Linked DNA regions of Homo sapiens: regions 1, 2, 3, 4 and 6 are each linked to region 5. A link is an interaction called in ENCODE POLR2A ChIA-PET data of the cell type or tissue named here. Cell type or tissue: MCF 10A. All regions are shown on one strand. Links, peaks and the distances in the headings refer to the core of each region. The heading gives the core; the rest is flanking DNA.

What was found. Peaks named below come from ENCODE experiments on the same cell type or tissue, not always from the same donor. Only the 100,000 strongest peaks of a DNase experiment are listed, where the experiment ranks them.
Region 1: POLR2A ChIA-PET joins it to region 5 with 11 read pairs; 9 of 35 experiments call an interaction of 5 or more read pairs at or near these places.
Region 2: POLR2A ChIA-PET joins it to region 5 with 10 read pairs; 22 of 35 experiments call an interaction of 5 or more read pairs at or near these places.
Region 3: POLR2A ChIA-PET joins it to region 5 with 16 read pairs; 9 of 35 experiments call an interaction of 5 or more read pairs at or near these places.
Region 4: POLR2A ChIA-PET joins it to region 5 with 80 read pairs; 30 of 35 experiments call an interaction of 5 or more read pairs at or near these places.
Region 6: POLR2A ChIA-PET joins it to region 5 with 26 read pairs; 30 of 35 experiments call an interaction of 5 or more read pairs at or near these places.

What each region holds. Positions count from the first base shown.
Region 1 is chr1:150,818,774-150,823,556 of GRCh38, reverse strand. It overlaps ARNT (aryl hydrocarbon receptor nuclear translocator), which reads left to right. Exons shown (of 22, transcript NM_001668.4): 14 at 212-363. Among named protein-coding and RNA genes, the nearest start is that of CTSK, 13 kb to the right of the region's middle. In MCF 10A, for the core only: no CTCF peak of the experiment used is centred there; a DNase peak (open chromatin) is centred at 2,636.
Region 2 is chr1:150,611,269-150,616,051 of GRCh38, reverse strand. No RefSeq gene overlaps it. Among named protein-coding and RNA genes, the nearest start is that of ENSA, 16 kb to the left of the region's middle. RefSeq lists an enhancer at 4,265-4,559. In MCF 10A, for the core only: no CTCF peak of the experiment used is centred there; DNase peaks (open chromatin) are centred at 2,321, 2,771 and 4,361.
Region 3 is chr1:150,811,573-150,816,286 of GRCh38, reverse strand. ARNT (aryl hydrocarbon receptor nuclear translocator) reads left to right here. Exons shown (of 22, transcript NM_001668.4): 19 at 1-28; 20 at 2,048-2,210; 21 at 2,949-3,115; 22 at 4,177-4,714. The coding sequence ends at 4,266. It also overlaps the pseudogene RNU6-1309P. Among named protein-coding and RNA genes, the nearest start is that of CTSK, 5.7 kb to the right of the region's middle. In MCF 10A, for the core only: a CTCF peak has its summit at 2,988; a DNase peak (open chromatin) is centred at 3,006.
Region 4 is chr1:150,558,844-150,563,626 of GRCh38, reverse strand. It overlaps ADAMTSL4 (ADAMTS like 4), which reads right to left. Exons shown (of 19, transcript NM_019032.6): 16 at 4,462-4,665; 17 at 4,161-4,340; 18 at 3,722-3,866; 19 at 2,694-3,567. The coding sequence ends at 3,431. It overlaps ADAMTSL4-AS1 (ADAMTSL4 antisense RNA 1), which reads left to right. Exons shown (of 4, transcript NR_104133.1): 3 at 410-525; 4 at 2,405-2,732. Among named protein-coding and RNA genes, the nearest start is that of ADAMTSL4-AS2, 3.5 kb to the right of the region's middle. RefSeq lists enhancers at 501-780, 129-982, 983-1,834, 1,661-1,840, 2,631-2,820 and 2 more. In MCF 10A, for the core only: CTCF peaks have their summits at 2,549 (motif pointing left) and 3,530 (motif pointing right); DNase peaks (open chromatin) are centred at 1,446, 2,116, 2,476, 3,536 and 1 weaker place.
Region 5 is chr1:150,695,025-150,699,807 of GRCh38, reverse strand. It overlaps GOLPH3L (golgi phosphoprotein 3 like), which reads left to right and starts at 2,654. Exons shown (of 5, transcript NM_018178.6): 1 at 2,654-2,816. It overlaps HORMAD1 (HORMA domain containing 1), which reads left to right. Exons shown (of 15, transcript NM_032132.5): 15 at 1,074-1,748. The coding sequence ends at 1,154. In MCF 10A, for the core only: no CTCF peak of the experiment used is centred there; a DNase peak (open chromatin) is centred at 2,497.
Region 6 is chr1:150,566,072-150,570,462 of GRCh38, reverse strand. The region is part of intron 2 of ADAMTSL4-AS1 (ADAMTSL4 antisense RNA 1); the gene reads left to right. It also overlaps the pseudogene RN7SL473P and the pseudogene RN7SL600P. Among named protein-coding and RNA genes, the nearest start is that of ADAMTSL4-AS1, 6.3 kb to the left of the region's middle. RefSeq lists enhancers at 1,943-2,654, 2,756-3,145, 2,655-3,365. In MCF 10A, for the core only: a CTCF peak has its summit at 2,237; DNase peaks (open chromatin) are centred at 702, 992, 2,062, 2,572 and 1 weaker place.

The DNA.
Region 1 (4,783 bases), core at 515-4,514, 120 kb before region 5:
AAAAGCTTAAGTCTCTGAAAGGAAGCATGAGAAATATGCTTCCATGTTTAATCACTTAGTTTTTACTCTCATTTTGTTTTAATATTGAAAAATATTGGTGCCTCAAGGACAATGACAAGAGTTTTAGGGTTATAGAAATTGGAAAATTTTTATTTATTTTTGTAATGAAAATTTTCTATGAGTTCCACTGATGGCATGAAAACTTTTTCAGGTAGTGAAATTAAAAGGCCAAGTGCTGTCTGTCATGTTCCGGTTCCGGTCTAAGAACCAAGAATGGCTCTGGATGAGAACCAGCTCCTTTACTTTCCAGAACCCTTACTCAGATGAAATTGAGTACATCATCTGTACCAACACCAATGTGAAGTATGTATTATACAGGAGTGTGAAAAAACTGTTTTTCCTCTGTTCTCACAACAGAAAACACTTCTGATGCCCTATGTGGGGGGTAAACAATCAAGCAACAACACAAAAATTTAGCCGGGCGTGGTGGCATGTGCCTGTAGTCCCAGCTACTCTGGAGGCTGAGACAGGAGAATCACTTGAACCTGAGAGGTGGAGGTTGCAGTGAGCTGGGATCATGCCACTGCACTCCAGCCTGGGCTACAGAGCGAGACTCCATTTCAAAAAAAGAAAAAGAAAAAAGAAATCAAGCAATCAGTAGTGGACACCAGCTGGGTGTCCTTCCATTCAATTCAGTTCACTATCTACTTGGAGATAGCATCAGATCCCCCAATTTGTGTATGCAGTACCACAAGACTGCTCCCACTTCTGATGCCAGTTGCAAGCCCCAGGTTGTTTTACCTGTGCATCTGACTGACCAGCTGTCTCCCATGACCCCCTACTTGGGTTCAGTCAATTTGCTTGAATGGCTCAGGGAACATTTACCTATGTTTACCAGTTTATTATAAAGGATATTACAAAGGATACTTTGTACATCAGATGAAGAGATAGATAGGGCAAGGTAAGGAGGAAGGAGTGCAGAGCTTTCAGACCCTTTCTGGGTGGGCTACCCTCCGGGGATCTCCATGTGTTTACCTATCAAGAAGCTCCTCAAACCCAGTCCTTTTGGGTTTTAATGGAAATTTCATTATGTAGCCATGAGTGATTAAATCATTGGCCATTGGTAATCAACTTAACCTTAGGTACCGGCTCCCCTCCATGAGGTTGAGGGTTAGGGCTAAAAGTCCCAGCCCTCTAATTTTACCTTGATCTTTCCAGAGATGAGCCCCCATCTTGAAGCTACCTAGGGGTTGCCAGCCCTCAGTCAACTCATTAGCAGACAAAAAGACACTTATCACACTGAAGATTCCAAAGATTTTAATTGGTAAAAATCCAGGTCCACTTATACATGGATTTTTTTCAGTAAATATATTAGAAAATTCTTTTGATATTTGTGACAATTTGAAAAACCCAAAAATAAGCTACATAGCCTGGATATATTGAAAAAATTAGAAAAAGTTAGCCATGTCATACATGAATGTATTAAATATATATAAATTCTAGTCTATTTTATCATTTACTACCATACAACATATACAAATCTATTATAAAAAGTAAAAATGCTGGACAGGTGCAGTGGCTCACACCTGTAATCCCATCACTTTATCACTTTGGGATACCAAGTTGGGATACCAAGTTGAGCAGATCACTTGAGGTCAGGAGTTCGAGACCAGCCTGGCCAACATGGTGAAACCCTGTCTCTACTGAAAAAAAAAAAAAAAAAAAAAAGAAAATACAAAAATTAGCTGGGCATGGTGGCACACGCCTATAGTCCCAGCTACTTGGGAGGTTAAGGTATGAGAATCACTTGAACCTGGGAGGTGGAGGTTGCAGTGAGCTGAGATCGCACCACTGCACTCCAGCCTGGGTGACAGAGGGAGACTCCATCTCAAAAAAAATAAAAATAAAAATGTATCACAACGTATACATACACACCGTTTGTACAATGGCACCATTTGTAGTTGAGAGAAATGTAAACAAATGTAAAGATGCAGTTTTAAATCATAACCGCGTAAAGTTAACTATAGTATATACTGTACTGTTGTAATAATTTGGTAGCCACCTATTGCTCAATTGTTGCCAGTTTGCTTAAAATGCTGTGTGATGCTAATCATCTCTTCATGAGCAATTCACTCCAGTAAATTGCATATTGCAGTAAACAGTGAAATCTCATGGTTCTTGCATATTTTTCATCGTGTTGAGTGCAATACTGAAACCTTGAATAACATTTGGGAACAGTATGAAGTGCCACTAGTGATGCTGGAAGTCTTCCCAAGAAGCAGGGAAAAGTCATGACATTATAAGAAAAAGGTGAATTGCTTGATATGTACTATAGAATGAAGTCTGCAGCTGTGGTTGCTTGCCACTTCATATAGATGACTCATCTTGTAAGTCATCTTGTAAGATGATATAAGCTTATGATAACGATAAATACAGTACAGTGCTGTAAATGCATTTTCTCTTCCTTATGATTTTCTTAATAACATTTTCTCTTTAGCTTTATTGTAAGAATACAGTACATAATACGTACAACATACAAAACGTGTTCAACTGCTTATGTTATTGGTAAGGCTTCTGGCCAACAGTAGGCTATTAGTAGTAACGTTTTGGGAGAGTCAGAAGTTTACAGTCGAATTTTCGATGGCACAGGGGTCAGTGCCCCTAGCCTCCATGTTGAGCAATCAGTTGTATTTCATAATATCACATAGGCATTTTCCAATGTTGGGATTTCTAATGTACCAACTCTTCTTAGTCTTATCAAGCTATCCCTTTCTCCTCTACTTTTCTAGTATTAAACACCATTAGTTTGAAGTTCTTCATTTTCCAGCTTATAGGATTTGGGATAGTTGATCAGAGTAGAGTAAGGTTTTTTTGTTTTGTTTTGTTTTGTTTTGTTTTTTCAGACAGGGTCTCGCTCTGGCACCCAGGCTGGAATGCAGTGGTGTGATCATGGCTCACTGCAGCTTGAACCTCCCAGGCTCAAGTGATCCTCCCACCTCAGTCCCCTGAGTAGCTGGGACTACAGACATCTACCAAGACGCCTGGCTAATTTTTGTATTTTTTGTAGAGATGGGATTTTTCCATGTTGCAGAGTCTGGTCTTAAACTCCTGGGCACAAGCAGTCCATCGTCCTCCCAAAGTGCTAGGATCACAGGCGTAAGCCACTGCACCTGGCCAGAGTAAGATTTTACAAACAATAATTCAGAGACTAGGTCCTGAGATGGAAGGGTTTAGTTTCAATTCTATGTATCAACTCTTTCTGGAAAGGACTATGTTTTGTACACCAGTTTATTGCTCTAGTCTGGCAGGATTTTCCTCTGGAGCAGGGGTAGGCAAGCTCTTTCTATAAGTGGGGCTAGATAGTAAATATTTTAGGCTTTGTGGGCCATGTGGTCTTTATTCCACCTACTCAACTCTGCTGTAGCATGAAAACAGTCATAGACAAATGAAAGAATGGGGCTGTGTTCCAGTAAATCTTTATTTAGAAAAACAGGCAGTGGGCCTGATTTGGTCAGTTTTCTTTAGAGCATAGCTACATCCTCCTCTTTCATTAGTTACTGTTCCTCTCTTTTGCACTTTTCTATTTGAGTTTTCTTTCTCAGTTTCTTTTTTAAAAAGTTTTATGAGATATATTTCACATACCATATACCTCACTCATTTAAAGTATACAGTGTTTTTTAGTATATCACATAGTTATGTAACTCTTACTGCAGTCTAATTTCAGAATATTTTCATTCCCCCAAAAGAAATTCTAGATCAGTTAACAGTCATTCCCTGTTCTTTCCCCCGGCTCTGAAATTCTGTATAACTATGAATCTGTTGTCTTTATAAATTTGTCTATTCTAGACTTTTCGTATAAATGGAATCATAGACTTTGTAATTCCTTTGTAACTGGCCTATTTTACTTAGTATAATGTTTACAGAGGTTATCTGTACTGATACATGTTGTAGCATGTATCAGTACTTCATTTCTTTTTATTGCCAAATAAGATTTCATTGTATGGATATACCACATACTGTCTGTATGTTCGTTAATGGACATTTGGTTGTTTCTACTTCTTGGTTATCAAAAATGCTTCCATATGTAAAATAGGGATAAGGAACTGAAAAAATGCTTTCATGAATATTTGTTTACTAGTTTTTATGTGGATATATGTTTTTATTCTCTTGAATTCCACCCAGGAGTGGAATTGCTGGCCACATAGTAACTCTGTTTTACCTTTTGAGGAACTGCCAAACTGTTTTCCAAAGCTGCCCCATCATTTTGCATTCCCAGGAGCTCTGATTCCTCCACATCCTTGTTAACACTTGTTATTGCCTTTTTTTTTTTATTGTAGCCATCTAGTAGGTATCAATTGTCAGGTTACCACCTTGCCATTTAATCTTTTCTTTCTGTAGAATTGGCCTTGAATCCACCTCTTGAAGATCAGATTATGACTACTTAGCAAATATGAATAATACCTAGTGACAAGTTTTGTCCAATTCAGTCTTTAGAACTTGTAAAGTTTAATTCTTTGCTAACTAACTTAGTATAACAGAGTGGATTGAGTTAGAAATTTTTATTAACTTAGGACTCAAGTGGATGGTCATGGTCATTGTAGTTCTTTATTTTTGTCTCTTTGCATCTTTATATTACACAACAGCCTTCATTTTTGTGTTTCCATTTTGTTTAAATTTTTAAAAATTTAAGTTGTTTGAAGGACTCGAGTTTCTGGAAATAATTGCTTTCTCCATGTTTATGTATCATTTTCCCTACCATGATTAATTTTAATTAGCTTTTAGG
Region 2 (4,783 bases), core at 364-4,363, 84 kb after region 5:
GTGAAATGAGCACAGGTGGATGTGGTTTAGTTACATGGTCTACTTCTGCAGACGTTTGCTGAGCACTTACCGTGTGCCAGCCACTCTACTAGGTGGTGGGGTTAGTCTACTTGGGAAGCCAACTGAGTGAGAAAGTGGTCTCAAGTAGGACTATATATGCCTCATCCTGCTGGAGACTCAAGGCGAAAATATAACAGTAAACTCCCAGCTGATTGTTTTTGACTGGGGCTAAGTAATTTATAGGAGTCGTTGTCTGACAGCTTTAGTCAGACTTGTAAAGTAGGATGTTAGAGAGGTGGGAGTGTAAAAAGTATAGCCATAAAAGGACATAGAAGAGAGGAGGGGCGGAGCCCAATGACTCAGGCGCCTATAATCCCGACAGTTTGGGAGGCTGAGGCAGGAGGATTGCTTGAGTCCAGGAGTTCCAGACCAGCCTGGACAACATGGTAAGAACTCATCTGTACAAAAAATAAAAGCCAGGCATGGTGGCACACGCCTATAGTCCCAGCTACTTGGGACGGTGAGGTAGGAAGATCTCGAGCCCAGGACGAGACTGCAGTGCACAATTATCGTGCTTGTGACTAGCCACTGCACTCCAGCCTGGGCAACATAACCAAACCCCATCTCTTAAAAAAGGTGGGGAGGGGTGGTTAGGAAGCAAGCAATGTTGAGGTTCTAACAGATTGGTACCATGAACATGTAATGGTACCAATCCATATCTTTGTGCTATTTTCTCTAGAAGCACCTAGCTCCCTGGGTACAAGAGCAGGGACGACATTATTGTTTAGATCCTGAGTCAGGATTTGTAGACAGATAAAGTATACTAAGAAGGAAGCAAGGGGATGAAAGTGCTGGTGAAAGATTAAAGAATCTCTCTGATTATAGCTAGATAAGAAAATAGGCTAAGGAAGTTGTGATAAACTGGTCAAGCCAGGCGCGGTGGCCCACACCTGTAATCCTAGCACTTTGGGAGGCTGGGGTGGGTGGATCATGAGGTCAGGTCAGGAGTTTGAGACCAGCCTGGCCAACATAGTGAAACTCCGTCTCTACTAAAAATACAAAAAATTAGCTGGGTGTGGTGGCGTGCGCCTGTAATCCCAGCTACCAGGGAGGCTGAGGCAGGAGAATCTCTTGAACCCGGGAGGCAGAGGTTGCAGTGAGGCAAGATTGCGCCATTGCACTCCAGCCTGGGCAACGAGCAAAACCCTGTCTCAAAAAAAAAAAAAAAAAAAAAAAAAAAAAAAAAAACCTCTGGTCAAGAGAATTCTTTGTTTCTTTCTCTATTATTTATTTATTTTTAAGAGAACTCTTTATAAGGTCAAAGAGCAGATGATTTAGAAGCAGAAATGATTAACCTGGAAGTTCAAAACATTGTAGCAAGAATATAAAATTTTAGATTGGAGCCAGGTGGTGGCTCATGCCTGTAATCCCAGCACTTTGGGAGGGGAAGATGGCTTGTGCCCAGGAGTTCGAGACCACCCTGGGCAACAAAATGAGACCCCCATCTCTACAAAAAAATTAAAAAATTAGCCATGCATGATGGCATGCACCTGTGGCCCCAGCTACGTGGGAGGCTGAGGCTGGAGGATAGCCTGAGTCCAGAAGGTGAAGGCTGCAGTGAGCTGTGTTTGCACCACTGCACTCCAGCCTGGGCAACAGAATGAGACTCTGTGTATAAATAAATAAAACTAAGAGAGTTCTCACATCGAGCTGTGAAGGTAGTTTGCTAATTTATCTGGGGTTTTGCTGTTATCTTTTGTTAAAAATCAACTTGCTGGGGTGAGGTGGCTCACATCTGTAATGCCATCACTTTGGGAGGCTGAAGGGGGAGGATCACTTGAGTACAGGAGTTTGAGACCAGCCTGGGCAATGTAAGGAGACCCTGTCTGAAAAATTAAAAAAAAATAGCCAGGCGTGTTGTCATGTGCCTGTAGTTCCAGCAATGGCAGGCTGAGGTGGGAGCATCGATTGGGCACAGGAGGTTGAGGCTGCAGTGAGCTGTGATTGCACTGCTGCACTCCAGCCTGGGCAACAGAGCAAGACCCTGTCTCAATAAATAAAATAAAGTAGCATCAAATTGATACATATCCTAGAGTAGTTATCTTTTTTTCCTCTGAGCTCCAACAAGAAACAACAGTATTTACATTTTTAACTGGAGACAAAACTCTGCATAGGAGAAATTCAAACATCAGCAGACATATGAGGGCGTTTTTTGGCAGAGGCAACTTACTGTCAATAAAGTCTCACCCCTGGTGAACGCCACCTGCTCACACGTACAAAAGGAAAGTCATTTAGTGATCATGAATCCTGGTTTGACGTTAAGGTCCATGTCTGAAGTGTCGTTTATGATTAGGGAAGTCTGAGTCATCCTTAGGCTTCCTCTATTGCATTTGAGTCATTTCCTTTTTTACAGACCCAAACTGTACAGCCCAGGATATTTCTTAAATGTCCAAAAGTACAGAGTTTTGGAACTAAAGGGACATTCGAGATCATTGAGTTCAGTGTACTCGTTTTACAAATGGTGAAACTAAGGCCAAGAGGAGCATGCCTTTGCCTGATTGCACAGCCTCTGTGGGGCAGTTTTGCCTATACCAAGAAGGGTATAGGAAAATACCCTATTCTCTAGAACCAGCTGATTTCACAGCAAATTTGGATTCTGGCTTGAATTTATTTTTGTCAGAAGTAAACTAAAAATACTTGGTCTGAAAGTCTGAGAGGGACTCAGGGCCCAGGGGAACAAGCAGGCATCTCTGGTATATCCCCCTCAAATAGTTTTTTGTTTGTTTGTTTTAGACAGAGTGTTGCTCTTGTTTCCCAGGCTGGAGAGCAATGGCGCAATCTCGGCTCACTGCAACCTCCACCTCCTAGATTCAAGCGATTCTCCTGCCGCAGCCTCCCAGGTAGCCATCACACCCAGCTAATTTTTTGTATTTTTAGTAGAGATGGGGTTTCATCATGTTGGCCAGGCTGGTCTCGAACTCCTGATCTCAGGTGATCCACCCACCTTGGCCTCCCAAAGTGTTGGGATTACAGGCGTGAGCCACCATGCCCGGCCCCCCTCAAATGGTTTTATCTGTCACACTGGTGCTCCTGCAATGGACAAAGGAGACGTTTCCTGTAGGACCAGCATCTCTTTACTCAGGTTTTTCAATCTTGGAACTGCTGACATTTTGGGCCAAGTAATTCTTTGTTGCAGGGACTGTCCTGTGCATTTCAGGATGTTTAACAGCATCTTTGTCCTCTACCCATTAGTTGCTTAGTCAGAATAATCAGAAAAGTCCCCAGACATTGCCAAATGCCCCCTGGAGTTGCCTGGTTGCCTGGTTGAGAATCACTATGCTTAAGAAAGGGGCTCTTGTTGTAATCCCAGCACTTTGGGAGGCCGAGGCGGGAGGATCACGAGGTCAGGAGATCGAGACCATCCTGGTTAACACAGTGAAACCCCATCTCTACTAAAAATACAAAAATTAGCTGGGCATGGTGGCATGCGTCTGTAGTCCCAGCTACTCGGGAGGCTGAGGCAGGAGAATGGCATGAACCCCGGGAGGTGGAGCTTGCAGTGAGCCGAGATCGCGCCACTGCACTCCAGCCTGCGTGACAGAGAGAGGCTCCATTTCAAAAAAAAAAAAAAAAAAAGCGGGGATGGGGGGCTGTTTTAACTCAGGTCTGGGCCCACTTAGTCCTCATGGCAGTATCTATTCTTATTCCTGCATCTCCATGCCTAGCTGCCTTTTTCTCACCTTTCTTTCTGGGGCTACCACACCTTTATCAGATGAGATCCTCCAACCTCTCTCTACCCTCAGTATCTCCAAAAGTGCCACCTGGGTTGAAAATGAGAAGCAAAAGCATCTACCCTTCCCCCTCTTGCACCAAGGGTATACCCTAATTAGATAGGAATTTACATAATTGGTAAAAATAAGATATCATGGGCTGGCCACAGTGGCTCACACCTGTAATGCCAGCATTTTGAGAGGCCGAGGCACGAGGAATTCTTCAGCCCAGGAGTTTGAGACCAGGCTGGGCGATGTAGTGAGACCTTGTCTCTACAAAAAAATTAAAAATTAACTGAGTGGTGGCAGGCGCCTGTAGTCCCAGCTACTCGGGAGGCTGAGGCAAGAGAATTGCTTGAACTTCGGAGGAAGAGGTTTAAGTAAGCAAAGATTACACCACCGCACTCCAGCCTGGGTGACAGAGCCAGACTCTGTCTCCAAAACAAAAGACAAAGTGCATACAAGGCTCAGCTCTTAACAATGACTGCTGTGAGTCAAGGAAAGACCCCTTCCTTGAGGGTGTGCTGGGAGGGGATAGATGAGGGCATACCAAGAGAACCTTTGCCTTTTTTGCGCAATTTCCCCTTGACTCAGCGGTCCCACTTCCCTTCCCCAGCCCACACTTGTCCTCACCAGTGCTTGTATTTAGAAATGCAAGCCCGTGTTGTCATAGAAAAACAGAAACCAGATGGTTGCTATGGAGATTTGTTTAAATACACACCTAGAACATGGCCCAGACTCTGGCAGTGGTGAGTAGCAATTCTTGCTAGGACCTGCATTTTTCTTCCTCTTAATTTGCTGTTTTCCCACCCTTTTCTATTCTTGCTACATTTTCATGCTTCTCACTCCTGCTCCAAAATGCCACTTCCCACCTACCAGTACTGTTCTTAAACATCTCCTGTGTCTCAGGAAGTCACTATTTAAGAACAGACTTATTTACCCTTTGAGCCTTAGTCCCTTCATCTGTAATATGGGAATAATGACAATAAAAACTCTATATGGGGCCAGGTGCA
Region 3 (4,714 bases), core at 715-4,714, 120 kb before region 5:
TACTACCCGCTCAGGCTTTTCTGCCCAGGTAAAACTTATCATCTGTGTGTTCCCTGTGTATTATTTTTTGTTTGTTTGGGCTTTTTTCCGTATGTAAAATCAGTGTTTTCTATTTTAAATACCTTCTCCCCAACCCCTGTTCTCCGGTTTCCAATTTCCATCTTTGTTGAGAGTAGCTAATTAAAAATCACAGATAATAAAAAAAAATCTCAGTAGAGTCTGTGGTTTTCACCTTAAATCAGAATTGCTCACTTGGAACGTTTTGAGCACGTCTGATTTTCAGATTTGTTTTGGAGTAAATTCTAAGATGTTTCCTCTTTGTTTAGGACTCCATAAGGCAGGAGCAAAGGAGAAAATTAATGACTAACTTACAGTGATGTCTGTTTACAAAAAAGTTGAAAAATTCTTTTTTTTTTTTTTTTTGAGACAGAGTCTTGCTCTGTCGCCCAGGCTAGAGTGCAGTGGTGCGATCTTGGCTCACTGCAAGCTCTGCCTCCCGGGTTCACGCCATTCTCCTGCCTCAGCCTTCCAAGTAGCTGGGACTTGTACAGGCGCCCGCCACTGCGCCTAATTTTTTTTTTTTGTATTTTTAGTAGAGATGGGGTTTCACCATGTTAGCCAGGATGGTCTCAACCTCCTGACCTTGTGATCCGCCCACCTCAGCCTCCCAAAGTGCTGGGATTACAGGCGTGAGCCACCGCGCCTGGCTGAAAAATTCTTTTTTTTTTTTTTTCTTGAGACAGACTGTCACTTTGTTGCCCAGGCTCTGGAGTGCAGTGGCGCGATCTCGGCTCACTGCAAGCTCCGCTTCCTGGGTTCATGCCATTCTCCTGCCTCAGCCTCCCGAGTAGCTGGGACTACAGGGTGCTCGCCACCACGCCTGGCTAATTTTTTGTATTTTTAGTAGAGACGGCATTTCACCGTGTTAGCCAAGATGGTCTTGATCTCTTGACCTCGTGATCCGCCCTCCTCGGCCTCCCAAAGTGCTGGGATTACAGGCATGAGCCACCGCATCCAGCCGAAAAATTCTTTTATAATATTCATATATATAATATAACGCACAATAAATACACTGTCTAAAGAAAGATTCTTTAATATTACTATATATTTATGTTATACAAGTAATAGTTTTAAAAAGTCAAAACCAAAAGCAGGTTCCAGAATGTTATATGCAATACGATCTCAATTGTGTACAAAATGCATGAGAAAATAGAAACTGGAAGAAATTATCCAAACATGTTAACCATGGAATTATGAATGATTCTTATTTTCTTTATATTTTCCTTCACTTTCTGAATATTCTATAATGCATATACAGAACTCTCATGAGAAAATAGTTTTTATAAAAAATACATCATTAGGAACAAATGAATGCAGAACAGACAGAATAATGGTGCAGAGTAGTTTTTCTCTGCATATGGTACTTTTTTTGTTGTTTGTTTTTTTGAGACAGAGTCTCGCTGTTGCCCAGGCTAGAGTGCAGTGGCGCGATCTTGGCTCACTGCAACCTCTGTCTCCCGGGTTCAAGTGATTCTCCTGCCTCAGCCTCCTGGGTTGCTGGGATTACAGGCACGTGCCACCATGCCCAGCTAATTTTTGTATTTTTAGTAGAGACGGGGATTTCACCATGTTGGCCCGGCTGGTCTGGAACTCCTCACCTCAGGTGGTCTGCCTGCCTTGGCCTCCCAAAGTGCTGGGATTATAGGCATGAGCCATGAGCCACCCCGCCTGGCCTGCATATAATACTTTACTGTTATGAATGCCTCTAGTTTTATATAACTTCACAGTTTATAAGATGCTTTCATTTAATTCTTACAATTTTTATTAATCCCATAGTTCATTGCTTTTTTGTAATTTTATCTCAGCTGCCTAAAAAATAGTGTCAAGAGAGATTGAGAGTTAATTGGAAGAAATATACAATAGGAAATAAGTGATGAGCTTGGTTCAGAAGGATGCAGTGATTGACAGTGTTGACTCTCATAGGCATGGTATGTGCAATGATGTTAATGCTGTATTTGTTCTATATCCCCTCTCCATCTCTCTTTAGCAGGTGGCTACCCAGGCTACTGCTAAGACTCGTACTTCCCAGTTTGGTGTGGGCAGCTTTCAGACTCCATCCTCCTTCAGCTCCATGTCCCTCCCTGGTGCCCCAACTGCATCGCCTGGTGCTGCTGCCTACCCTAGTCTCACCAATCGTGGATCTAACTTTGGTGAGTCCAGACCATAAGGAGAGTAACAGGAAAATCGCACCACTAAAGAGAAAGGATTTGGTAGTTAAAGTTGTTTGCCTGTGTTGTGGGTACACTGACCTGATTGTAGGGAAATGCAAGGTGACAATCTATTTAGAATTTAAAACCTACCAGCTGGGTGCGGTGGCTCACGCCTGTAATACCAGCACTTTGGGAGGCTGAGGCAGGCGGATCACTTGAGGTTGGGAGTTCAACCCCAGCCTGACCAACATGGAGAAACCCTGTCTCTACCGGGTGTGGTACCGCATGCCTGTAATTCCAGCTACTCGGGCGGCTGAGGCAGGAGAATCGCTTGAACCCAGGAGGCAGAGGTTGCGGTGAGCTGAGATCGCGCCTTTGCACTCCAGCCTGGGCAACAAGAGTGAAACTCCGTCTCAAAAAAATAAAAAATAAAAAAAAAAAACTACCCACATGAAAAATACTTTAGCACATATAACAAAAATCATGTGAATTTTTATACATTTAATAGTATGCACATTTAACCTAAATGAGTAAAGAACTCTATGGAAAGGCTGCCTGGAGAAGAAGAATTAATTTAGGGCTGAGTTTTGAGATAGAAAAGGCATTGATTGGCAGAGAGAAGGACAGAGTTATCCTAGGTAAAATTAATGGCTTACCTATAGTTGTTTACTTGTGGCATTAGTACACAATGGAATTGTGTAGATTGGAGTTGTTTATTCTTCCTTGCTGTATTTCTAGCTCCTGAGACTGGACAGACTGCAGGACAATTCCAGACACGGACAGCAGAGGGTGTGGGTGTCTGGCCACAGTGGCAGGGCCAGCAGCCTCATCATCGTTCAAGTTCTAGTGAGCAACATGTTCAACAACCGCCAGCACAGCAACCTGGCCAGCCTGAGGTCTTCCAGGTAAGAGAGTGAAAAGACTTTCAAAAATTAGAAGCTGGGAGAGAAAGGGTCCAGGAGGAGGAGAGACAGTGAAGGAAGCATGCCTGGATTGAGGTGTTTGGTTGGGGGTATATGTGAGAAGACAGAGAGGGATAAATGTAGGGATCACTGTCAGTTATTGAAAAGATTGCAGAAGCTAGATGCAGTGGTGCTTGTGTATATGATGTCAGCCCCTTAGAAGGCTGAAGCAGGGGATCACTTGAGGCCATGAGTTCAAAGCCAGGCTGAGCAACTAGCCTGATCCTGTCCCTGTCAAACAAACAAAAAAGGAGTATGAATTGAGTGTGATACATACCATTTAACCAGAACAGACAAATTTAGCACCATAGGAAGATGCCAAAGAAAGTTACTTTAGCTCATTCAAATAGCTCCATATACCCAAGTCACAGTAGCTTTGGGTTTAAAAGAGACAGAATGATTAAAAATAAAAAGTAGTGCTCGCTTCAGCAGCATATATACTAAAATTGGAATGAATATAGAGAAGATTAGCATGGCCCCTGCGTAAGGATGACACACAAATTCATGAAGTGTTCCATTTAAAAAATTATAAAAAGTAAATGAAATAGAACATAATGATTATAGCCATAATGGTCTATTTACACAAGTCCTGAGGGACTGCAAGAGTGAATGGAGTAATCTTAGGCAGGACAAAGGAAGAGCTGGTTTAAAGCAAAGATTGAAAGAAAGCAAAACAGGTCTTGGTGGAAAACAAATAGGATAAGAGACTCCATATATGTCTATAGGGGGTTATATGAAATACAGCAAGCAGATTTTTCTCCCTTTGAAAATATTGAGAACTAGGAAAAGGAAAAAGGTGGAACTGTAGGAGGAAGACAGAAGGGATTAGGAAAAAAGGCTGCGATCTAAAGGAGTCAAAGTTGTTGGAAGTAAGGAAGGCTAAGAGCTCAGCACAGCAAAGACTCGGGGTCAGGGATGGTAGTGCAGGGGAATGGTGGAGTAGAACTTGGTAAGTGTAAGAGATCAAGGTGTGTGACCCAAACTTAATCTTTTTCTTTTATCAGGAGATGCTGTCCATGCTGGGAGATCAGAGCAACAGCTACAACAATGAAGAATTCCCTGATCTAACTATGTTTCCCCCCTTTTCAGAATAGAACTATTGGGGTGAGGATAAGGGGTGGGGGAGAAAAAATCACTGTTTGTTTTTAAAAAGCAAATCTTTCTGTAAACAGAATAAAAGTTCCTCTCCCTTCCCTTCCCTCACCCCTGACATGTACCCCCTTTCCCTTCTGGCTGTTCCCCTGCTCTGTTGCCTCTCTAAGGTAACATTTATAGAAGAAATGGAATGAATCTCCAAGGCTTTTAGGACTGTCTGAAAATTTGAGGCTGGGTGAAGTTAAAACACCTTTCCTTATGTCTCCTGACCTGAAATTGTATAGTGTTGATTTGTGCTGAGATCAAGAGGCAGGTTAGAAGAACCTGACATCCACTGTTTGCCTTGGATAGTATGGCTTGTTTTTGGAAAGAAATTCTGAAGAGAGTGGAGGAGAGGAGAAATGTCCTCATATTTGAGGACCATGAAACATTGTAGGTATATATGGG
Region 4 (4,783 bases), core at 357-4,356, 140 kb after region 5:
AACTTTTTCTGTCTCTTGTTGACAGACTTAGACTTAGGTACTTTCCTGAGGCTTTCTACTTCCTTTAGACGGTGTCTCTGCCCTTTAAAGCTGACAGCTCTTCATCACCTACCTGTGGCAAACCACCTCTACTTGAAACACACACCTCCCCAAACCATAATTTCTACGGTAGCATGATTCTCCATGGTTCAAAGAGAGGAGAGGGCTTCCTGGGTCAGTTTACTCTGGTGGGGAAGATGCTAACATGAAGTCTCTATTTGTAAACCTGGGGACAAGGGGAGAGCAAGGAATGAGAGAGGGTCTGGCTGGAGAGAATCTGGAGGGAGGCTCTCCTGGCATCTTGTTCTCTCTACACCCCACCACCCTCCATGTCCATCTAGAGTCTCCCACCAGAGCTCTTCTCTTACAGGTTTCCTGGGAGAAGGTGGCTTAAGGCTGAGACACTTATGCCCTGGGCCAGCCACTGGATTCCTGTGCTCTGCTTCACTCCTAGTTACCAGAAAGGTGGAATCTGGATGAGTGGAGGTGAGGAGAAGGTTCAAACTCTCCACCAGACCCATGCTGCAGCTGTGAGCACCTGCTTACAGGGAGGCCTGGGGGTTGGGGAAGTCCAGGAGCTAAATTTAGTCCAAAAGCTGCAACTTAAATTGGGTGGGTATTTACCCTGGGGAAGCTGGGAGGGGGAGGGGAGAGGAATCCTGACCCAGCTGAACTTGTGAGAGCACAGATCACCCCTAGTGTCACTGATACTCAAACCACAACCCCCTCCCCCAGCACACCCTCAGAAAGGAGGCATCCTCAACAATTTGCAGGCCTTTTGCATGCTTGATCTCTCTTGTGCATATCAAGTTTGTTCCTATCACCACCCCACCCTCATCTCAATTCTCAGGGGTCCAGTTCCTCTGAGTCCTTCCCTAAATTCCCACTAGTGCACCAAACCCAGGGGCCCTCCCCACATTCCTCTGCCCTCAGGCTGCAGCTTCTGCTCTCCCAAGTCCCCCCAGAGGGTTTCAGAGGTCAGCGAACAGGTGTCTGGCCACACTACTCCCCTCTACGGGGCCAAGAAAAGGGATTGCTTGGGGTCGGGTTCCCTTTCCTGAGAACTTCCGCATTGACCCCATAATGACCTCAGTGACCAGAGGAAGGAATCCTTAGGGGCTGCACTGAGTCCTAGCTCTAAAATAAGAGGGGAAAGGGAGCAGACCCCCAGAGGAGAGCCCACCTCCTGAGAGGTCAGAGGCTGGAGGCCGAGAGGGAGCTCATGGGCGGGCAGAAAGAGAAAGGGGGTGCTGAAGCCGGGGAGCCCTGCGAGGGGCTGCGACCGCACCTCCACCTGCGATTGGTTCTCAGGCTCAGGGCAAACGCCAAACCTGCCCAGCAACAGCCCTGAGCAGAGGGAGGGGAGCTTCGGGGAAGTCAGCTGAGCCGGCACCGCCCAGCTCTGGGCTTCCAGGAATCGCTGGGAGGGCCCCAGCCTCCACCCCACCCCTCCCTGGGTCTCAGGACTCTGCCTTCGGCCTTCTATACCTACTGGGCGGGCTCGGATCCCGTTTCCCTGGCCCCCCACATCTGTGATTCCCTGCTGAGGCCTCTTTAGGCTCAGCAGAGACGTTGGAACTGGGCTTTCCTTGTGGCCCCCTTTCCTCGCTCCCTGCCCTGGGCTGACGTCAGTTTTATCTTCCTTCTCCATTCCCTTTTGCCTCCTTCCCCACTCGCTCTCCTCTTAAGATGTCCAAATTCTTCCTTCTCAGCCACTTTCAACCCAGAGAAAGCCCGAGTCCCAAAGCAACAGGAAGATGTGCGGGGGACCGCGAGTGTGGGGACATCCTGCCGCCTCGGGCAACTCTGTCGTCCCCCACAGGGTTCAGGTGCTCAGAAAACAGCAGCCACTGAGTTCACTGTTTCCGCAGGCCCCGTATTCCCGGCCGTGCTCAGCTGGGCTTGTGGAGTCGCGAGCGGGGGCGCTCCTGCGGCACCGCCCCTCCTGGGCAGCCCGGCTTCCAGGAGAGACTCGGCCTCAGTCTCCGAATGGCAGGGGTCTGGGAGAGGATGTGATGGCAAAGGCCTGCCCCTCTCAGGCCGCCTCTAGCAAGTTCTCTACCTTGAGAGAAGCGAGTAGGAGGAGGAAGGAGGCCAGGCTGAGCCATCTCTGAGGAATGTGGCTTTGGCAGGACATCCAGTGCTGCCCCGCTCCTCCCTCAGCCCCGCCCAGGGCCCTGGAGCCGGGCCGGGCTCCTCCTCCTCCAGGGGAAGGGCTCGGGGCAGGAATCCCTTCCCTTTCCCCACCCCAGAAGAAGCCCCAGAGCGTAGGGATATGCGTACGGCAGAAAGGGAGACAGAAGGCAGGGCTAGAGAAAGGGAACAGGAAAAAAGAGCTTCGACAAGCCAACTGCCCTTCGCTCAGGCCCCAGCGGAAAGGCGCAGATACCCGGAGACTTCCCAGAGAGACTCGACCCACCAAAAAGCGCACCGCGGCCGCGCAGCCCTTCCTTCAGCTCTGGAACCCAGCGCCCCACACCTCAAATGGGAGAACTGGTGACCTCTAGTGGCCCATGACCAGCCTGCAGGGCCTGGGGCTGGCGGGGATTCTCTGACCCAAACTCTCCTGGGCTCTAATGCTGTTCCCCTGCCCACCCTACCTTCTGCCTTCACACTGCTGAGGGGTCCATAGCCGACAAGGAAGAGCTCATTTCTCATTTGTCATGACCATCTTTAATAAAAAATAAATTAGTTCTGGGTGGGAACCATTTCAGGAGGCAGGGAGTGGGGCTAGGGGCTGGGCGGGGTGGTGGGGGAGCGGATGCTCACATTTCTCTTTTTCACCCTCTGCCCAGCTGGGCCTTGCTCTGGAGAGGCAGTCTCTTTCCTCCTGCCTTCCTGAGTAAGGCAGGATTGGCAGTGGCTGACCCCAGCCCTAGCTAATTAGGGAGGCAGGGGCAGAGATACTAGGCAAATGAGAAGGGGTCAGAGACACAGGGCGGCTTAGAAGATGTGAGGTCTGAACATGAGAAATGAGGCTTAGGGCACAAAACTGGAGTTGGTGGGGAGACCACACTCTAAGTAGCTCAGATTAGCAAGGAACTGCAGACTTGCTTTCCTTTCCACCTAGGAAAGTCTCAAGGAAACAGGTCTTGTCCTTCTCAGTCTGTGTAACCTCTTTTTGAAAAGTGATACACGTTTGAGCACACACATATCCATGCAGTCCCAAAAGCACACCTGAGGCATATGTGCACACACCCATCACACCACCACATGGGCCTGACCACAGCCCTGAAAGTCACTTTGTGTCAGTCACCTTGCCACCCTCTGTCACCTGGAGGACATCCCTGCTGAGACTGGGACAGGCTGGAGAGCCAGGGGGTTCAGAGTGGGCCGATCAATGGGTGACCGATGGTGGCACAGAAAACCGTGAAGGTGCCCCGGACCCCTTTCAGGAGGGATCCTGGGGAGACCGCTCCAGGACATGTGCGCAAGAGCGGCAACAGGTGGCTGTGTAGTAGGGGTAGACGCAGAGCCGGGCCTGTACCACCAGGGGGCAATGTGGAGAGCTGTCCTTGCATTGATCATCTGGGGACAGAGGAGGCCAGTGGGCACAAGAGAGTCACCAGGACCCACCCGTCTGGGAATGGGTGTGCTGCCCATTCCCACTGGTCCTTTCTCATCTCCTCCCATACTTCAGCTAATCCACTGTATTGGGGATTGGGGAGAGGGGGCTCTTTACCAGGGCGCTGGCTGCAGGGTTGGCTGTTACAGGGGCGCTTCCTGGAGGGCCGCAGTTGAGGAGGGCATCGGGTGCTGAGGGTCTGGTTGGTGCTCAGGCACTGGACCTCCCGTGTCTGCGTTCCCCCTTGGCAGGAGCGAGAACACTGGGGCGACCCCAGCCATCATATCAGACCTTTGCCAGGCCCGGGATTCTCCTTAACCCCTGGCTGCCACCTCTCTCCCCAAAAGGTGGTGGTGGGGACCCTCCTAGGACATTGTGAAATCCCAAATGGAGAGGGCCCATCTTTCCTCCAAGTCTATAAGAAGTAGGACAGTGGTAACGCTTGGCTGGGCTTATTCTGGGGCACAGAGAGACCTGGAGGGGGTACAGCGAGAGGAGCTCCCCTCCCCTAGGGGCCCAGGCTGAGCAGGGCAGGACAGCGCAGCCAGACACTCACTGGGCTCCAGGGCGTGGAAAACCATCGGTCCTGGCAGGCCTGCCCTTGACAGGGCTGCAGGGCAGGGGGCCTGGGGAGGTGAGAACAGTTGCTCGGAGAAGTCACGTTGAACTCCGTCCCCAGTTTGGATACACAGATGATGTCTCTACGCTGTGTGCCAGAGCCACATTCGGAGGAGCACTAGTGTAGGGGGAGGGCAGGGTGATGAGGGGAGGGGAGGACAGAGAGCACCCCAAGTGCCCACAAGGAATCCCACTGGGACTGGCACCCCCTTCCTGCTCTCAGCAGGCGCTCAGCTTACCTCACCCCAGGGCCCTGTGTACCAGCGCCAAGTTCTCTCACAGGGCCCCAGGCTGCAGGCGCGCATGTCAGGGGGCCGGCTTCCTGTTGGACAGCTCTGCCCAGTTCCTGCTCCTGCTTCCCCCTGGCCTGGCCCGAGGGCTGCCCCACTCCCAAGGCAGACCACAGAGCGCCGCTGGATTCCCGTCCCACACTCGGCTGAGCACTGCGGAGGAGGAGAGCGGCCTGTGTGAGGGGCCTGCTGGTGACTGGCACAAGGGACAGTAGGGGGGCAGGGAGGGACGCATCCTGGGTCCGAATCCTGGGTGGTTGGGAATGTCCCC
Region 5 (4,783 bases), core at 365-4,364:
GTAATCCCAGCACTTTGGGAGACTGAGGCAGGTGGATCACGAGGTCAAGAGATCGAGACCCTCCTGGCCAACATGGTGAAACCCTGTCTCTACCAAAAATACAAAAAAAAAAAAAAATAGCTGGGCGTGGTGGCGCACGCCTGTAGTCCCAGCTACTCGGGAGGGTGAGGCAGGAGAATCGCTTGAACCTGGGAGGTGGAGGTTGCAGTGAGCCAAGATCGCGCCACTGTACTACAGCCTGGCGACAGACCAAGACTCCGTCTTTAAAAAAAAAAAAAATCAGTGCCAGGAAAAATATAAGAGAATATAGAATGAGAAAGTGACAGTACAAGAATACTAAGGCCATTTTGTTTATATAGAACTGAAATTGGGCCACAAATTTGATCTGAGCTTTCTAGAGATCAAAACTGAAGTAGAAGGAGGATAATTTACTAAATACATGTGTTCCCTAAAAATATAGGGTCTCCTCCTAGTACCTCTGGAGAAAAAAATATTTTCCTGACTTAAACCCTATAGTTGTTTCATATTTAGAACCTTATTTTACCAAATCAGATAATGTATTTGCCATTTCTGAGATAATTATTCATATTTTTCCAACTAGATATTTTAGTATTATTAGTAGGTTAGAATTAAACAACTGAAAACCTAAGACTATTTTTAAAACTCAAATGTTAACGTCTCAAGAGTACAAAAGCAAGACATGATTTAAATCGTACATGATTCCAAGGTAGAATGTTTTTCTATTTGTAGTTCATTTTAAAATCTTTTTTCCCTTCTTATTGCTCTGAAATATTTGGCTATTTTGAGGACATAATGTTAAATCTATCTTCTCACTTCTAGAGCAGCCCTACTGAAGATTATACATTTTGCAAGTACATACTTTCAGCAGCCATTGGAAGATGTTAATAATAAATTTTACTCTACTTTTAAGAAACCCAGATATAGTTATGCTAGGTATGCTAGGCATAAATTTTTTTAAAAAGAAGAGAAATCTCAGATACATGAAAAAATCTACAATTAAAGACATTTAAACAGGAAAGTATCTATTCTTAGTAGTTGTTTTCTTTTGACAGGTCCTCCATCACTTTGATTCTTCTAGTCAAGAGTCAGTGCCAAAAAGGAGAAAGTTTAGTGAACCAAAGGAACATATATAAAAATTATTTTTGTTCTGCAGGCTTGCAGAGTTCTTCTCACCATTTAAACTGAAGGACCCTATATTATATTTCCCTAACTCTGAAGATGTATATGTAGTTTAAAGCAGTTTGTACACTAAAACTAAGTTTTTGGCTGACTGTCATATTGTGGTCCTTAATCTTGAGATAAATCCAATAGAACTTTTGAATAAAAGCAAAAGTACAAATGTCATAATTGATTCGGTAATAAGTAAAATTTCAAAATTGATTTTGTTCATTACCTACTTAATATTTCCTTTAAATATATACTAACTGTTAAGGCCCTCTAATGCCATTTTTCTAAACAGTAATGTTTACTTTGGTATTAAAATTTGGTATGGATTCACTTTTTACTTATGTTAAAATTATACCATTTAACTGGCTCTTTTGTCATTGTGCTGTTATTAAAACAATGTTCTTCAATATTTTGACATAATGTATTAACATTTTAATATATAATGTACAATTTAAGAATTGGTGCTTTACCTTTACTATGCTTTTTTTTACAGGACAAAAAGACTGATTTTTAAAGTATGGCATTTTTTGCAGCATAAATAAAATATTGTTCAGTACGTAGGCCCTTTTATCGCTTCTAATTTTTATTTAAGTAGCAGGAAATATGGCTTCATTCATTTGAAAGGCTGGTAGGAGGATGGGGGGATAGGGAATACTAATTTTTAGATGATTTCGGTAGCTATTACTTTGCAAGAAGAGTTGAGCACACTTTCTAGAATTTTTGAGTGGTAGTATGAAAAATGCTGTGCTTTTAATGAGAAACCTGGGAGCTAGTTCCAGCCTTGCCTGCTTTCTTTGCTTTAGAAAAAGGAAGACTTAAAACTTGGTCTGTTTGCCGCTTGTAGTTTCAGCAGCCATATTCCAAAAACATACACATCCATGGGTTTGTCAGTAATAAGCGCTATAGGGAATGCTGGTACATATGCGATGGTAGAAATGTATTCATCCTGTTTAAGGTAAACCATATAAACGTACACAAACTGACCCAGATCATGTTTTTCTGGAACAGTCAAGTCAAGGATAAACTGACTGTCAGAAACAACCAATGTAAAAATATTTATTTATTTTTAGCTGTATTGCTTGGATCCCAACACATCTCACTTAATTGTCCCAGTATACGCTACTACAGCAACACACCTGCTACGCTGAAATTAACCCACAGAAACCTTTCGAGATTGGCAGCCCATGTTAGCTCACTCAGCGCTTTGATTGGCTGGTTTAATGGGGGTGGGGAGCGCAGCCCTCTTTCCTCTCTTCCACCAAGGTTCCTTCATTGGATTGACCAGCTGTCAGGTTGAACGCAAACCTGCCTCCTTTTGGTGGTGTTTGTCTGGATCGCAACAGAATAGCTGGGGGAGAGCCTCCCCCTGTGAGCTCCGATTGGCGGGACTCAACCTTGGTGATTTCTGATTGGCGCAATGAAGAAACACCAAGGTAGGTTGCCTAGTGATCCTGAGGAAGCTGATGTGTTATTCCTTCTCTGCATCGAAGGATCAGGAAGTTTGTGCTCTCTGCGTGGCTAAGTTTTTCACCTACTAGGACGGGGGTGGGGTGGGGAGAACAGGTGTCCTTCTAAAATACAGCACAAGCTACAGCCTGCGTCCAGCCATAACCCAGGAGTAACATCAGGTAAGCAACGAGAAAATTACATTTCCTAACGTCCCTTCCCCCCACCAAAAAAAACCTCTATTTTTTAAAATTATTATTTTATGGGAGGGAAAGGTTTGTATTCATTTGGGCCATTTGTTTTCTTTCAAGTAGGATTTTTAACTAGTAAATGTGCAGATGAAACTAATTTCTCAAAGAAACCGCCCCCTCTCCCCCTCCCCCCCTGCCCCGCGAAGGTTTAAAGTTTCTTGGATTGGTTTAGGAAATAGTCCCTATTCACAGTGCCAGATAGGCTTAGTGCGCTTAAGAATTTATTTCATGGTTCTCTTCCTCCTTCACTTTTCTTCCCACCTCCCATAACAAATTATATTTGAAATATACCCTTGTACAAAAAAACTTTTGTAGCTCACTTCATTTGTATTTCTATTTTAAATGTTCACATGCACTTCTGAGTATTCATTTTAATCAATATAAATTTATCGAGCAATAACAATGTTAAAGACAGTGCTAGTTGCTATGGAGAATATATAAACCCAAGAAGACAATATCCCTGTTCTTAAGAAGTTTACAGTTGAGAGACAGCTATACCAAGAGAAAGACTATAATAAATACTTTAAAGGAAGTGAGTATAAATAAAGCTCTGTGAAACAGCTGAGGGAGTGGCCATGAGACACATAGGTAATAGAAAAGAGGAGGTCACTTAAAGGCCTTCACAAGGCCTTTAAAGAATGGGTAGAATGTAAAGAGGAAGAGAAAAGGGTGAAGACCCCAGCAAGTACAGAGGAGCAGAAGCAGAAAGAAAGCATGAGACATTTTTGAGAAAAAGTCTGGCAACACTACTTATTAGGAGCAATGGGAAATATTGCTAGAGGAGTAGAAACGAGTCCAGTCATAGCAACTCTTAAATACCATTATTTTGATCTTGAAAAAGATACTCCTTTATATAATTGCTGATTTAAAATATTTGTTATATATTATCTTAAAAACTGATATCTAGATTTATATAAAATAAAGTATGCTAACTATAAACTTTATCACAAATGATTTAGTGCAGTTTCTTTTGACCGTAGTACATAGAATAAAAGACATGTTCTTTGACTTTTTTTTTTAAATTGAGAAAATTTGTTAATCTTTCAACACTCTCTTGCCAGTAATTTTTGTTTGCAGCTCCTTGTGTATTTGCAAGATATGGCTAGCTAGGACTAGAGCTGCTAAGTTTACTGACTGTGGAATTACTACACATGATTTTCTGAATGTTATCGTCTAGACTTGTGATCTCCAAAGTGAGTACATGAAATGAGTCATTAGGGTATGGGAAGGAAATATAGAACATGTATTTCTATTTAGTTTTTCGTATTCTTTTTTACTTTCTATTTTTTGTGTTTTTTTATAATGTAGTACCATGGAACGTTTATAGAAATTAGATACAAATTATTATATGCATTTTGGGGCTGGATGCTCACAATTTTTTGTTGTTCCATCTTACTTAACTTGGGATCCATTTTGTGAAAGAGGAGTGACAATGGTGGATATTCACTCCTTCTTTATAGATTATGCAGAAAAAATCAGCAGGTTTGGCCGGGCCTGGTGGCTCATGCCTGTAATCCTAGCACTTTGGGAGGCCCAGGCAGGCAGATCACTTGAGGTCAGGAGTTCAAGACCAGCCTGGCCAACATGGTGAAACCCCATCTCTACTAAAAATACAAAAATTAGCCAGACATGGTGGCGCACACCTGTAATCCCAACTACTCAGGAGGCTGAGGCACAAGAATCACTTGAACCTGGGAAGCGGAGGTTGCAGTGAGCCAACATCGCACCACTGCACTCCCAGCCTGGGCAACAGAGCAAGACTCCCTCTCAAGAAAAGAAGAAGAAAAAGAAAAAAAGAAGTCAACAGGCTTGAAAGATGAGCATTTCTACTGGACTTTAGAATTACTCATTTGATCTTTTGTCAGTGCCATCTGTGAAGTCCAAGCTATTGTACTTTG
Region 6 (4,391 bases), core at 392-4,391, 130 kb after region 5:
AGGAGTTTGAGACCAGCCCAGGCAATATGGTGAAACTCCATCTCTATAAAACATAAAAAAAATTAGCTTGGCATAGTAGCACGTGCCTGTGGTCCCAGCCACTGGGGAGGCTGAGGTGGGAGAAACGCTTGAGCTTACGAAGTCGAGGTTGCAGTGAGCTGAAATTGTGCCACTGCACTCCAGCCCAGGCAACAGAGTGAGACCCTATCTTAACAAAAAAAGAAACACACACACACACAAAGTTTACAATCTAGTAAGAGTCATAGACATGGACAGAAATAATTAGAAGGCACTGTACAAAGCATTGTAGGGTTGGGAAAAAGCAGGGTGACAACTTCTAGACGTAGAGGGTGGTAAAGAAGGCTTCATAAGAAATGTGAGGTTGGACCTTAAAACATGAGTAACGAGGCTGGGCACGGTGGCTCATACCTGTAATCCCAGCACTTGGAGAGGCTGAGGTGGGTAGATCACCCGAGGTCACCAGTGTGGCCAACATGGTAAAACCCCATCTCTACTAAAAACACAAAAATTTGATGAGCGTGATGGTGCACACCTGTAATCCTAGCTTCTTGGGGGGCTGAGGCCGGAGAATCACTTGAGCCCGGGAGGTGGAGGCTGCAGTGATCCGAGATCATGCCACTGCACTCCAGCCTGGGCAACAGAACGAGACTCAAAAAAAAAGATGAGTAAGAAACACGTACCAAAGCATGGAATTGGGAAAGACCCTCTGGGTGTATGGAGATGGGAGAAGCAGGGATGGACTGTGTAGGTAATTTTCTTATTCCATCTTCCTTCCCTGCCTTCTTTCTCTGCTCGCCGCTCTTGGTCAGTGAATACTGTATGACTTCAGTTTTTCCCATCTCAGGCCTTATATAAAAATATTAGAGCCAGGCGTGGCGGCTCATGCCTGTAATCCCAGCACTTTGGGAGGCCGAGGCAAGCAGATCACCTGAGGTCAGGAGTTCGAGGATAGCCTGGCCAACATGGCGAAACCCCATCTCTACTAAAAATACAAAAAAATTAGCTGGGCGTGGTGGCTTATTCCTGTAGTCCCAGCTACTCGGGAGGCTGAGGCACCAGAATCACTTGAACCCGGGAGGCAGAGGCTGCAGTGAGTCATGATCACGCCACTGCACTCCAGCCTGGGTGACAGAGCGAGACTCCATCTCAAAAAAAAAAAAAAAAAAAATTTGGCCAGGCACAGTTGTACGTACCTATAGTCCCAGATATTCTGGAGGCTAAGGCAGAAGAATCACTTGAGCCCCGGAGTTCAGGGCTATAGTGTGCTACGTTGATCTGGTGTTCACGCTAAGTTCTGCATCAATATGGTGACTTCCTGGGAGTGGGGGACCATCAGGTTGCCCAAGTAGGGGTGAACCTGCCTAGGTTGGAAATAGAGCTGGTTAAAACTCCTGTGCTCCTCAGTAGTAGAATTGCACCTGTGAATAGCCACTGCTCTCCAGCATGGGCAACATAACAAGACCCTGCCTCTTAAGATAAAATTTGGAAAACACTGATAGGAAAAAAAGGCTCTTTGGTCTAAATAAGTCTGGACTGGGTATAAATGACACACAACTGGATGGACTGTGTTTAGGAAGTAGAAAAGACTCAATTGCTTCCTGTATCATGTTAAAGTGGTGACCCTAAACACACAATCTCAGGATCATAGCCATCTTTGGATCTAGACTGAAGGAGTTGGCATTGGCAGGCCTGGTTTGAATAAAGTTGCTCTTTTAAGAGCATCACCTAAGGTAGGTCACTGGAGCCTCACTGGTCCTTCACCCTCTAGGTTTTACATAGTCAGGGAAAGGAACCAAGGTTTTGCCTAAGAGCACTATGCTGTCTGCAGAACAGAATTTTAATAAGAGCTTCCAAAAGTTATTTAACTGGAACCCTAAGATACTGAATGGTGGCTTCCACTCTCCCTGATCCTGTTCCCGTGGGAGACTCAACTATTGCTATTCCCATCCTGATTCAAAAAACCAGTTTGCTCTAGCTGCCCAGACTTCCCCACAGGCTGCATTCTTGCCCATGAGCTCATTGTTTTGGCTTCTTTGCCTGTATAAGTCTACTGCCAGTGCCAGAGGTCTCAGCCCGGGGCCCCCTAACTAGCTGGGGCTGCATTCCATTCAGAATTTCACCACCCCCACTTGGTGTTCTTCCCGCCCTCATGTGGTCACATGTGTATGTTTACTCAAGTTAGCCTGGGACAAGGTGTGCTGGGATAGAGAGCCAAAGAAGCAGAGAAGGAAAAGAATGTTTAACTGTTAGGTTTCATCCTGGATTAGATTTCAGTAAAAATGCTTTCAGTTCTGTGCCCTAAAAAATGTTAATTTTCTTGTCTGGTAGGAGGAGCTGGTTTTGAAAATTTTGCTATACATTTCATAGTCTACCCTACTGGGCTGGTTATGACTCTCAGGTATTCAGATTTGAAGGCGAGAATGCGGTTAATTCTCCCTGGGAAACACCGCATTCACATGCATTTTATTCCTGAAGCTCCTATGCCCAGATCTATCAGGCCTGCCTTTCTCAGCTCACAACGCCATCCTTTAGGTTGCCTGGAGCAGTTCCCACCGTCTCCGGCCCTTGGTGGAAATGGGGGGAGGGGAGACAGCTGGCCTGCTGCAAGGGAGCAGCTGTTCGGTTTCACTGCTTTGTTACTGAACTTTCCTGAGGGGAGGATACCTTGTTTATTTCCTTTTGCATGAGAGCCCAAATCTAAGGAAAGTGGGGCACACACCTCAGGTGAAGGGCTATGGGAAGAGCATTTCTCTTACTTTGCAGAGTTTTGGATTAATACTAGATGCTTAAGCGGTATACTCCTTTCCTCCACCCCCCTCTTCTTCATCTGTAAAAACAAAACCAAAAAACAAAACTGCAGGCTGCGGCTGTGGGAGGTGACTTTTTTTCATTTCTCAGAAATCCCTCATGAGGCAAAGCAGAGAAACAGAAAGAGGGAAACAACTTTGTGTCAAAATGAGGTTGTGTGTGTGTGTTTTGAAATGAGGTGGCTTGTTGTCAGCTTTAAGGAACAACAGCTCTGCAGAGGAGCCTGGTGATGGCGGGGAGGAGTGCTGGGCTACCTGCTTCCTTGCCCCTTGCCCCACTTCAAAGCTGGGTAGTTGGGGTCAGGTATGAAACAGGATGGAAGTCGCTGTATCTTCCTTTCCCCATCATGAACCATGAAAGATGTATCAGTGCTACTGTATGAAAGAAAAATTTGACCAGTCGCGGTGGCTCATGCCTGTAATCCCAGCACTTTGAGAGGCCAAGGCGGGTGGATCACCTGAGGTCAGGAGTTTGAGACCAGCCTGACCAACATGGCAAAACTCTCTCTACTAAAAATGGGGGTGGTGGTGTGCACCTGTGGTCCCAGCTACTTAGGAGGCTGAGGCATGAGAATTGCTTGAACCTGGGATGCAGAGGTTGCAGTGATCCTAGATCGTGCCACTGCACTCCAGCCTGGGCCAGTGAGACTATGTCTCAAAAAAAAACTTAGTAAATGCTTGTGGCTTACCATTATACATAAGCCTATGTTTGCAAGACAGTGTACCTTAAACAAAGACCAGGAATACTGTCATTTCCTGGACCCAGGAAAATTGGCCAGGCGCAGTTGCACGCGCTTGTAGTCCCAGATATTCTGGAGGCTAAGGCAGAAGAATCACTTGAGCCCTGGAGTTCAGGGCTATAGTGCGCTATGTTGATCTGGTGTTCATGCTAAGTTCCGCATCAATATGGTGACTTCTTGGGAGTGGGGGACCACCAGGTTGCCTAAGGAGGGGTGAACCTGCCTACGTTGGAAATAGAGCTGGTCAAAACTCCTGTGCTCATCAGTAGTAGAATTGCACCTGTGAATAGCCACCGCCCTCCAGCATGGGCAACATAGCAAGACCCTGCCTCTTAAGATAAAAATTGGAAAACACTGGTAGGAAAAAAAGGCTGTTTGGTCTAAATAAGTCTGGATTGGGTATAAATGACACAAAACTATCATGAATTTGAAAGCATTTCTAATTTCTTGAAAGTCTGAAAAAGTTTAAACAGAATTTTAGCTGAAAAGTCCTGAAAGACATTTGAAAAAAAACAGCAAGAACACTTAAAACTATTCAAGGTTTGGGCTGGGCACAGTGGCTCATGCCTGTAATCCCAGCACTTTGGGAGGCCAAGGCAGGCAGATCACTTGAGGCCAGGAGCTCAAGACCAGCCTGGCCAACATGGCGAAACCCCTTCTCTATTAAAAATACAAAAATTAGCCAGGCATGATGGTGCGTGCCTGTAGTCCCAGCTACTCAGGAGGCTGAGGCAGGAGAATCACTTGAAGCCAGGAGGTTGCAGTGATCCGAAATTGCACCACTGCACTCCAGCCTGGGTGACCAAGCGAGACTCTGTCTCAA